Linked DNA regions of Homo sapiens: region 2 is linked to region 1. A link is an interaction called in ENCODE POLR2A ChIA-PET data of the cell type or tissue named here. Cell type or tissue: PC-9. All regions are shown on one strand. Each heading gives the region's core, and the rest is flanking DNA. Links, peaks and the distances in the headings are about the cores only.

Evidence for each region. ChIA-PET counts read pairs that join two places held together with the same protein. Peaks named below come from ENCODE experiments on the same cell type or tissue, not always from the same donor. Only the 100,000 strongest peaks of a DNase experiment are listed, where the experiment ranks them.
Region 2: POLR2A ChIA-PET joins it to region 1 with 8 read pairs; 1 of 35 experiments calls an interaction of 5 or more read pairs at or near these places.

What each region holds. Positions count from the first base shown.
Region 1 is chr3:194,210,461-194,215,848 of GRCh38, forward strand. The region is part of intron 1 of LINC02036 (long intergenic non-protein coding RNA 2036); the gene reads right to left. Among named protein-coding and RNA genes, the nearest start is that of LINC02037, 34 kb to the right of the region's middle. RefSeq lists enhancers at 1,111-3,208, 1,364-2,169, 2,170-2,975, 3,782-4,585 and a silencer at 1,780-2,074. In PC-9, for the core only: no CTCF peak of the experiment used is centred there; a DNase peak (open chromatin) is centred at 2,641; H3K27ac peaks cover 1,848 bases.
Region 2 is chr3:194,418,033-194,423,420 of GRCh38, forward strand. ATP13A3 (ATPase 13A3) reads right to left here. Exons shown (of 34, transcript NM_001367549.1): 31 at 1,847-1,935. Among named protein-coding and RNA genes, the nearest start is that of GP5, 21 kb to the left of the region's middle. In PC-9, for the core only: no CTCF peak of the experiment used is centred there; no DNase peak of the experiment used is centred there; H3K27ac peaks cover 588 bases.

The DNA.
Region 1 (5,388 bases), core at 74-5,073:
ATTTTTATTTTGTAGCCTATATATGTATGTATGTATGTGTGTATACATGTATATATATATATTCTTACCAGAACAGTGAAAGTGCTATACAAAACTAACCCCGCTGTTTTCATTTCTCTTGGTAATACACACACATTTCCCAGCCCTCTGTACCTTTGGCTTATGATGAGGCTGAATGAAAGGGCAGGGAGCTATGGATCATCCTTGCTCTCTCGTTCCTTCTCGTGTCATTTTCAATGGATCTGTTTTGCTAACACAAGGACATAAGGTGAGTAAGAAAGGATATGATGGGATTATTTGGTCAATTGTGTTTTTCTTAGACTGCCACTGTCTTTTTTTGTAATCTTTTTTTTTGTTTTGTTTTGTTTTTGAGACAGAGTTTTGCTCTTGTTGCCCAGGCTGGAGTGCAATGGTGTGATCTCGGCTCATTGCAACCCCCACCTCCTGGGTTCAAGTGATTCTCCTGCCTCAGCCTCTCAAGTAGCTGGGATTACAGGCGCCCACCACCACACCCAGCTAACTTTTTGTATTTTTAGTAGAGATGGGGTTTCACTATGTTGGCCAGGCTGGTCTCAAACTCCTGACCTCAGGCGATCCACCCATCTCAGCCTCCCAAAGTGCTGGGATTACAGGCATGAGCCACCGCGCCTGGCTCTTTTGTATTCTTTTGTACTGGTTTGCAAGGAGTGCATGGCTTCTAAGGGCCCTAGGGGCCCGCTTACTCAGGTGTGGGCAGAGTGTGCTTACCTCCCTGAGTCTCGACGAGCTCCTGGGCATCATGGGCCCACTGGACTCCTGGACTCCTGAGCATGGAGAATGCTCTGTATGAATGGCATAGCGAGGAACTGCAGTGGCATGACCCCTCTCCTCCACTGTCTCACTGGGCTTCACTTACAAAAAAGAAGTTCAAAGATGAAATTATCAAGAATGTCAAGACAGTGACAGAAGAGCATTAAGCCAAGCACGTGACCCTTCTCAGCATAGAGTCCTCTATAACAGAACTTCACGGTCACATGGCAAAGTCAGCACAGAGTATTCCTAGTCTAGAGGCTTTAAGAGTACAGATGTGTCTCTCAGGCCCCAGGCTGAACTTCTAGACGAATTCCAGGGTGGAGCACCTTCCTCACAATATCCCTAGAATTGATGAGGCTCCGTGAAGCATAATCCCAGAGGGAAGCTGGAACTCCCAGCACTGCCCTACCTGAGAGCCTCGTGCCTATAGCTGCGTGACTTGAGGATGAGGAAGGAAGGGAAAGGGGACAGTAGAAATCCTCCAGGCACAGCTAGAGTGCAGTGGAAGCAGTCTTGTCAAGAAAATGCTATTATGACCAGAAATTAAAGGGGAAATCCAAAATGTTGTTATAACCTAGCGATGTTCTTCTTTACCCACAAAACAATGCTTTAAAGAAACTAATTGCTCAAGACATCTCTCTCGAATACACATTTACACAGTCTATTTAATACAACCCCTGGAACAACTGCAGTGAAACAGAGCGTCAGGGAAACCTAACTTCCAGACACAGCTCTGATTCCTTCTTGATGGGTGACTCTGGGCAGGCCACCTAACTTCTCTGAGTCTCAATTCTCTTATCGGTAAAATGGGAATAATGATTCCTAACCCAGAGGTAGGGTCCTTGTGAGAGAATGCATGTAAAAGTGAGCTGTAAGCTGTAAATCACTGTGCACACATGAAGGCATGTATATTGCATTGGCACGTTGGTATCCTGTGTACAAACGTTATATATCACACACGGACACCATCAGGAAATTCCACTCCGGGGCAGAGTGATTTACAAAGCCTGCTCAGAAGTGGAGTCAATTAAGGTCAGCTTTCTATGTTGCTAAACAACAGGGGATTCTGGGTTCAGTAACGTTGAAAGGCAGGCCCAACACACCCCTTGAAACTGGGCTTTTGAGAGGGTTCAAAGGAAGGCGAAACAAAAGCCCCTCTTTGTGATGTTTTCACTCTTCCTGCATTGTCCTCTTTCACCCTCCAAGGGCCTTCATGTAAAGAAGGGCTGCTAATGTGGCGAGTGGGAGTTTGAAATTGTCCTGGGCCAACAATGTTGGCACATTCTGCCGGGCCTCATTACAGAATCATCTGAAATGCTCTAGAAGTGTTTCCCACTCATTAGCATAAATAGCAGAAAAACTCTTTCACAAACAAAGCAGGTTCCATCTGCCCCAGTATGTCCTCACCTTGACTTCAAATGGCCAGTCCCTCCCCCAGCACAATACAGGGGCGCCGGCCTCCGAGGCCCCAAACACCCCACTTCAGAACAGCATTCAGCGAAATATCAACACGGTAACCTGCATGTTTATTCATTGGCCAGCCCCCTCCTTTTAATGGAGTCCCTTCCCCATTGTGACCACTTGATTCTTTCACAGACCTAAAAGGGACAGGCAGGGAGAGGCTTCCTTTCGAAGCTGTTGGGATCCTTAGCAACCCACACCTTGTGAGTGGGTCAACTAGGCTAATTAGGTTTGTTCTGCCTTTTTGGCCCAGGCGTATTTTGTCAGGTATTCTGCTGTGAGATTAAAGAGTCATTAATCACCCAGGCCTGACGCTGACAAGGTGGCTTTTACAATGAAGTCCACTTCCCTGGTGCTGGCTGGAGCCTAGGCCGGATCTGTTTTGCATTACATTGCAGAAGAATGTAATGTGGGCTTCTTCCCAGGCGACCTCACAGGATGTCAACCTCGGGCCCCCGGGCCTTAAGAAGGCCGGTGCCAGGGACAGAGATAGCATCTACTTTGAAGGCAAACCGTGCTCACAGCAGCTGGGTGGAGTCTGTTGGGTTCTGGAAGGGCAACTCACAGAATAAGGTACAGCCTGACAGAGTCAGACCTCAGTCCCCAGCCGCCCAGCCCCGCATTTTCCCAAAGAAAGCCCAGAGGCTCAGAAAGGAAGGATACTTGCCCGAGGACACATAACAAATCACGGTGAGAGTCAAGATTAAAACAAGGCATCTCACCACTATCACACTACCACATCTGAATCCCAAACTAAGCTTTTTATAACCCTTTTCAACATAATCAATAACTGTTACAGTTGGCAATTCAGAGGTCCTGCACTCTTAAGCGGAGAAAGAAGGGAAGTCAATCCCATTTGTCAAGTGCTACAAAAGGCTAAACTCTGTGCCATTTTGCATATAATTGATTCCATTTAAATGTCATTTTCATAAGATGACTTGTGAAAGGGCTCAGCCACCCTTAGTTCTTACCCAGTGCAACAGTTTTCCTGATAAGTAGACCTTATCATCCCTATTTTTTTTTTTTTTAAGATGAGAGTCTCCCTGTCACGCAGGCTGGAGTGCAATGGCGCGATCACAGCTCACTGCAACCTCTGCCTCCAGGTTCAAGCGATTCTCCTGCCTCAGTCTCCTGAGTAGCTGGGATTACAGGTGCCCACCACCATGCCCGGCAAATTTTTGCATTTTTAGTAGAGACGGAGATTCACCATGTTGGCCAGGCTGGTCTCGAACTCCTGACCTTGTGATCCGTCCGCCTTGGCTTCCCAAAGTGCTAGAATTACAGCCGTGAGCCACCGTGCCCGGCTAGCATTCCTATTTTTATGAACAAAGAAGCCAAGACACAGCAAGGTTAAATAACTCATTCACGGCCGATATTCTTTCCTATGCCAGACTGCCATTTGAAAAGATGAGTTCTCTAAATCCAGGTGTTCTCATGAACTTTTATTATTGCTGATGTCAATCATAAATTAAAAGCTTAGGTCAATTATCTAAACATCAGATTATCAGAATGTGTTGTTTCCTTTTAATCTCAATGTGTGATCATGCCATCTATCTCTGCTGATGTTTCCTTGTTGTCCTTTCTGCTTTTATTCTTTCATTAATTTAGCAAACATCTGTTGAGCATGCTGGGGATACCCAGATTTTAAAAACAAGGCCATATGCCCCTTTCTTGTGACATTACTGGAAAATGAGCTCCTCACAAATAAGAAGGTAAACCAAGAAGGAGGAAGGCGAGGGCTTTGGAAGCCAGGAGCTCCAACACAGAAGGATGGTGAAGGCAATGCCTGGGAGGCTGCAGGGTTCTCCAGAGGAAGGCTACATGCCCAGTGCATAGGGAGGGCAGCTGGCCCACATGCTGCAGGGCGCAGCCCTGGGACAGGCTTCAGCAGAAAGACAAATTCGATAGGAGACCTGATCATCTACATCACCAAGGAGGAGATTTAGAACTTTGGCAGAGTTTGAACCTTTATTATTACTTAATACAATGAAAACAAAACAAATGGACTCACGCCTGTAATCTCAGCACTTTGGGAGGCTGAGGTGGGTGGATCACTTGAGGCCAGGAGTTCAAAACCAACCTGGCCAACTTGGTGGAACCCCACCTCTATTAAAAATACAAAAATTAGCCAGGCATGGGGGTGGGCACCTGTAATCCCAGTTACTAGGGAGGCTGAGGCAGGAGAATTGCTTGAACCCAGGAGGCAGAGGTTGCAGTGAGCCGAAATCAAGCCACTGCACTCCAGCCTGGGCAACATAGTAAGACTCCATTTCAAAACAAACAAACAAAAACCAACAATAATAAAAAACAAAACAAATGGAAAAATAAGACAGTTACTAACTCCAGGAAAGTAAAGGCAATCACACTGTACTTCAGGGCACAGTTATAAACCTAGTTTATATTTTCATATGGAAACAAAGAATGATGAACAAGCGATACTAGTATATAATAACAGTGGGAGGATATGGAGTGAAAGAGTGTGTATATGAGGGGAGGCCACGGCACAAGAAGAAAAAGCTAAACTCATCTTTCATGGTGGGAATTCAAGATTTAATGCTTAAAACTAAAAAATCAAAACAGAAACACAAGCATATTAGGGACAACATTTGTGGACTATTTGACTCTCCAAATTATGTGGATGTGTAACTTTGGTAAACACAGAAACTCAAATTCAAAAGTCATTGATGAATTTGATTGCAAAGTAAGACATTGTGTTTGTTGTCAAAGGGTTAACAACGTCCTTGGGAGGCTGTCAGGCCAAGTCATAATTGAAGCATACCTGGGATGCTCTGACCCTTCTGTGGGTCGTTGAGAGGTGGAGCAAGAGGTTAAGGAAGTTCACAGGTGAGGGGAGGGGCAATGTCTTGAGTGGATGCAGCTGTGAAAGGGAGGGAGCGTGAGGAATTGGTATCACAAACATTGACAGCGTGAAAGCCAGAGAAGGTGGTAGAACGCTGGGGAGATAATCCTGGTCCTGTCTAGCGAGATAGACAAGATTCAAAAGTGAGCCTGAACCAGACCCAGTTTGAACACCAGCTGCTGTACTTACAGACCACATTAGTAACTACTCTGAGCCTCACTTTCCACAATCTAAAGAAGAGAAAAATAGTAGCTCCCACCCAGGATTGTTCTTAT
Region 2 (5,388 bases), core at 240-5,239, 210 kb after region 1:
AAGAAGGAATGAAGGAAGGAAGGAAGGAAACTGATATAAGACAAAGGTATCACTGAATATCAGTGGCAAAGACAAACTTCAATAAGCAATTGCTGAAACAAATGGGTATGCGTAAGAGAAAAAAAGAAAAAGAAATTTGATCCCTATTCAAAAGCTATACATAAAATTAATTCCAGATGGATTAAAGACTAAATGTGAGAGTATCTTTATAACTTTGAGATGGACAAGTCCGCCAAACTGAGACACGAGGAACAAATAAAGAAAGAAATTAATAAATTTGCCATGTCAGACTATAAGTTTGTTTTTTAAAAAGAGATATTATAAACAAAGTAAAAAGACAAGCCACAAACTGGGAGAAGATATTTATCACTATACAGTCAAATATAATACATTAAGAACTCTGAAAACTAAGTTTTAAAAAAAAGACAACATCCTAAAAATTTTTAAAAAAGACAACATCCTAGAAAAAATTGGCCAAAGGCATGAATAGGCAGTTCACAGAGAAAATAAAAATGGCCATTAAACACATGAAAAAATGCTCAACTCCATTAGTAAAGTTAATGAGCAAAGTAAAACCATCATGATATAACATTTTACACCCACTGGACAAGACCAAGTGTTGGCAATGATGTGAAACAACAGGATGTCAAACACTGATGGATGATTGATACAATCACTTTGGAAAACAACTTGGCACGTGGTAGCTGAAGAGTACATGCTCATCATGATACCAGAATACAGCAGAGGAAACTTTTGTCCCTAATGGTTTGCCAAGGGTAGTAGTGGAAGGAGTATATTACCACTGGAAGTGTCTGGAATTACCAGCACATGGCAATATTTAAAAAGCAGATGGACTTCTACTGGGCTTAATCACTGTTTGCAAATTCTCTACAGCATCGCACCACTCTCTCACTGCTTGTACCTGGGATAAACCACTCCTACTCCACTCTTTCATACACTATTACTTACCCCCATACACTGAAAGACATGTAAAAATATGTTCATAGCAGCAATATGTTCAGTAATTATTTACCAACAGAGGATGGAGAAATGAATTTAATATATTCCTACAATTGTATACTATACAGCAATGAAAATAAAATAATGTATCAACAAACAATGTTGATGGGAGAATGCAAGTCACAGAAAAAAGGGAACAAGATAACATTTTCATGAAGTTCAAGAGCACACAAAACTATCTTTTATGACTGCAAACATATATGGTAAGTATATAATGAAACAGGGAATGACAGGGAAAATCATCAAAACAGGTACATGAGAGTGCCTTATTGATTGGTAACGTTACCTTTTTTTTGTTTTCTTTTGTCACTGACTTGTGCTCAGGTAATGTTCATTTTTTCAGGTTGGATGATACACTCAGGGTGTTATCTCTTTACTATTTTTTAATTATGGCTAACAACTTAAATATGTGTGCATATTCTTTTGTATGAAAAACAAGTATTTCATTACTCAGAAAGTTTTTAATGAAAAGAATTGAAGAACTAAATGGCCAAAACACAAAAGGGAGCATGTGTAGACTACTCAAGAAGTAGACTGGTAGAGAAGAGAGGAGTAACAGGTACCAGGATCAACGTTTTTTTATGTTTTTAAAGACCAAGGGCTATTTAATTTGTTTGCAGACAAATGAAAACGGCACCAGAAGCAGAGATTAAACAGGTATAGCTAAGAAAAGCTGCTATTTTCATTAGGTTCTTTATTCTCTGTAGAGTATCTTTGGGTTAATATAACAGCATCTTAGAATACACAAAAAGAAGAGATCCTGGAAAAAAAGAAATGTATACAGGTTAGTCTTTTTCCCCAAACAAATGATGTGCTTAAGTCTTACCTGAAGAACCTGGTCAACAGAGGCAACTGGATACAACATGATGAATAATATAAAAATATATAAAAAAATCACAGAAAAAACAAAAAAATCTGGAAAAGACAGCAAAAGTAAAACAAGTAAATTAGGAAATTCCTTTATATAAAAAGGCATCCAATAACAGCTGGTATACTGTCATTTGTAAATTTGGTTTTGAATACTTTCACTTCAGTTGATGGAATAAAGTATGTGCTCTGTTATCTCCTGGAGTATGAGACATTGTTCGGGGCACCCAAAAGATTCACATACACAACGTGATGTTATGTTTAAACTCCATTAACTTTAACCGTGAAAGTCCTTCAGAAAATAATCAGCACTTAAAAAAATAAGACTCAGACCTTCACAGACATTTGTATGTCGCCCAAATGGATAGCTACTTTGTAAGATAATAAAGCCAATACATAATGCACAAATAAGAGACTAAACTATGTGTGGCAAAATGAGATTATCATTTAAAACATGTATTCAATGACAATTACTATTGACTGTAAAAATGCTGAATAACACTTATTTTCAGTATTGGGTATGTCTTAATCCTAAATAGAGGCATTCTAACCTAAATGTAAATGTATTTCTAGTAAGTGAATCCCATTTTTTCACTGATTTACACTGTGAAAATGTTTTCACAGAAAATCTTAGCCAAAAGCCAAGAGACTGAGTTGATCTACTATTTTTCAAAGTGGGCTGACCTTATGGCTTGCTATGGGAGCTGGGAATGGCAAATCCACCCAGCAGTACTTTGTCTCACTTTCCTAACTCAAAAACCAAACTGCTTGCTCATGGCCATTTTCTTAAGTGTGTACATCTACACATATACACACATGTATATAAGCATATACTTGTATAATAATAAGCCATAAAAGTGGCTCCAAAATTTTCTAATATATTGATAGCCCAAACTTTTTTCCCCTTTTCCTTTGATCTGGACATTTATTTACAACTTCCTATTTGAACTCCACTTCAAACTCAAACTTTACTAAGACCACATACAAAAACTTTATCATGAAGCCTCCAGACTGGGTAAAGAACTTACTTTTTACTGACTGTAAATGAAGGGTCTCAGTGCCATTTTTAAACGTGGATGTTATTTGTAAATATAAACTTTGTTAATATCAATTCAAAACTACAGGTAAATATTTATCATTCTACAGAAACTATACTATATTATTTTTATGTTTATATATACCAGTGTGTAGGGTGTATATATATATATATATATATAGTATATATATATATATATATATATATATATATAGTTTTAGTAGCTTAGGCTGAAACTTACACTAACACTTATACCAAAGGTGGAGACATATTTTTTACCATGAGCCACTGACCAAAAGGATTAAAAAAAATGTGGGGCTGGGCACGGTGGCTCACGCCTGTAATCCTAGCACTTTGGGAGGCCGAGGCGGGCGGATCACGAGGTCAGGATAACGAGACCATCCTGGCTAACACGGTGAAACCCTGTCTCTACTAAAAACACAAAAAATTAGCCAGGCGTGGTGGCGGGTGCCTGTAGTCCCAGCTTCTCGGGAGGCTGAGGCAGGAAAATAGTGTGAACACGGGAGGCGGAGCTGGCAGTGAACAGAGATCACGCCACTCCACTCTAGCCTGGGTGACAGAGCGAGACTCCATCTCAAAAAAAAAAAAAAAAAAAAGTGGGACTCATATTGGGTAAAAAGTAATTCTACTAAATTGTAAATAGGAAATGTGACATCCTGTTTCACAAATGCAGCAACTAAAGTATCATGTAAGTTCTATGGTCATTTAAGTAGTTATGGTCAGATAAGGAAAAAGTGTTTGGAAAGTGGTGGTTGGAAGTATATAAAAACAGAAAAGAAAAAAGACAAAATCAGAAAAAGGACAAAAAGCAATGGTCAGAACATAAATGGCAGAGAGAAACACGGAGACTAAAAAAGAAATTCAATGAAGTAATAAGCCATATTGCATGTTTTTCAAATCTGATTGCATTTTTCAAACCACAGCAAAAACAGATTTGCGACCTGGTTCTTGACATGTGTGTCGTTGGCAAAAAAAAAAAAAAAAAATTTACTCAAGCACAGAAGCTTCTTTACATCTACCTAAACAATGTTTGTTTCTCAAATTTTCATGTCTCTCCCAGAGCCACCTCTTGGATCCCACCTCTAAAAATCTGCCAAGATTTCCATGTGAGAGAGAAGATAAGTAACTGAATCTATCTTTGTTTAGCCTGGAGGAAAAAAAAAAGGCACTATCCAAAAAAGACACTAAGTGACAGGGGAGAGAAGGATGGCTGGCAGACATACAACCATACCAAATTTTAAAATCAGTAAGGATTTCAACCAAGAATAGAAGAATTAGGTATTCACTTTAGAGAGGTATGAATTTCTTGTAGACTATGCTCTCAGCTCCTAGATTCTCCTAGCATTATAAGCAATGGCTTAGTAATTGTACTAAAGTGTAAACATTCTTCACCAGAAGACAGCTATCAAAACAAACTGTGTGTCACTGGTGACTGCAGGCCAGGGTCAAGGGTGTTCCTTAAGATTTAGATTGTTTTAGATTGATTCTTCCACAAAGCTATGTGAATCTAAACAAGTCATTTACAGTCAAATTATTTTATCTATAAAATGGGGATATGATAAGGATTCTGTAGGAAATAAGAGATTTTTAAGTATTCAAAGTATATAGCAACATGTAAATTGAAGTTATTATGAAATATTTTTCAGCTTGTGGCAACATATGATGTGCTGTTCATGATACCAGATGCCACCGATGGACTATGGTATCAAAATAAGGTACCAGAAAGGATTTCCTTCATATTTTCCTTAGTGACTCCGAAATAAGGTAGACACACATACAATATTTACCCCAATATATATCTCTTTGTTCCTTCCCCAAACAATAACTAGTACTAACTAACCTACAGCCACAAATCCTAAGCCTTTTTATTCCTATCCCTCTCCCCTTATCCAGTTATGTCTTTAAAAGGTCACCTTATTCTGTAGGGCCTCTAGGTATCTGAATGGCTTCAACCAATTTAGGCATGCTAGATGAATAGGAAAAAGATACATAGGCCCTGAATAGGAAAGACCCTGGCAATTCAGTAGTAATGCCTTCATAGACAAAGGGATTAGATAGCACAAGCAATAAACTGTAGGGATGATCCAACAAGAAACTGCATTAAAAATTGAAGCCAAATCCCAAGAAATCATGTCTAGTTAAAGGAGAGTGTTAAGAATTAAGTGCATATCATGACCCTTGAAATGAAGGCAGCTGAATGAGAAAATGTAACTGTGAAGCTCAAGTTGAAAACAGGTAACCACACAGACTGAAGTTAAGTTTAATTTAGATTAAAAGTGAACCAGTACAAGAAAGCAAAAAACTCTAAAGAGAATTCCTTAAACGCCTAAGGCTGAGATTAATTCTTAAAAATCATAACTTCAAAATACTTTTAATATATTACACACCATTTATAGAGAGCAACAACTGGCAGGTCCTAGCAAAGGACCCTGCATGGACTCCAG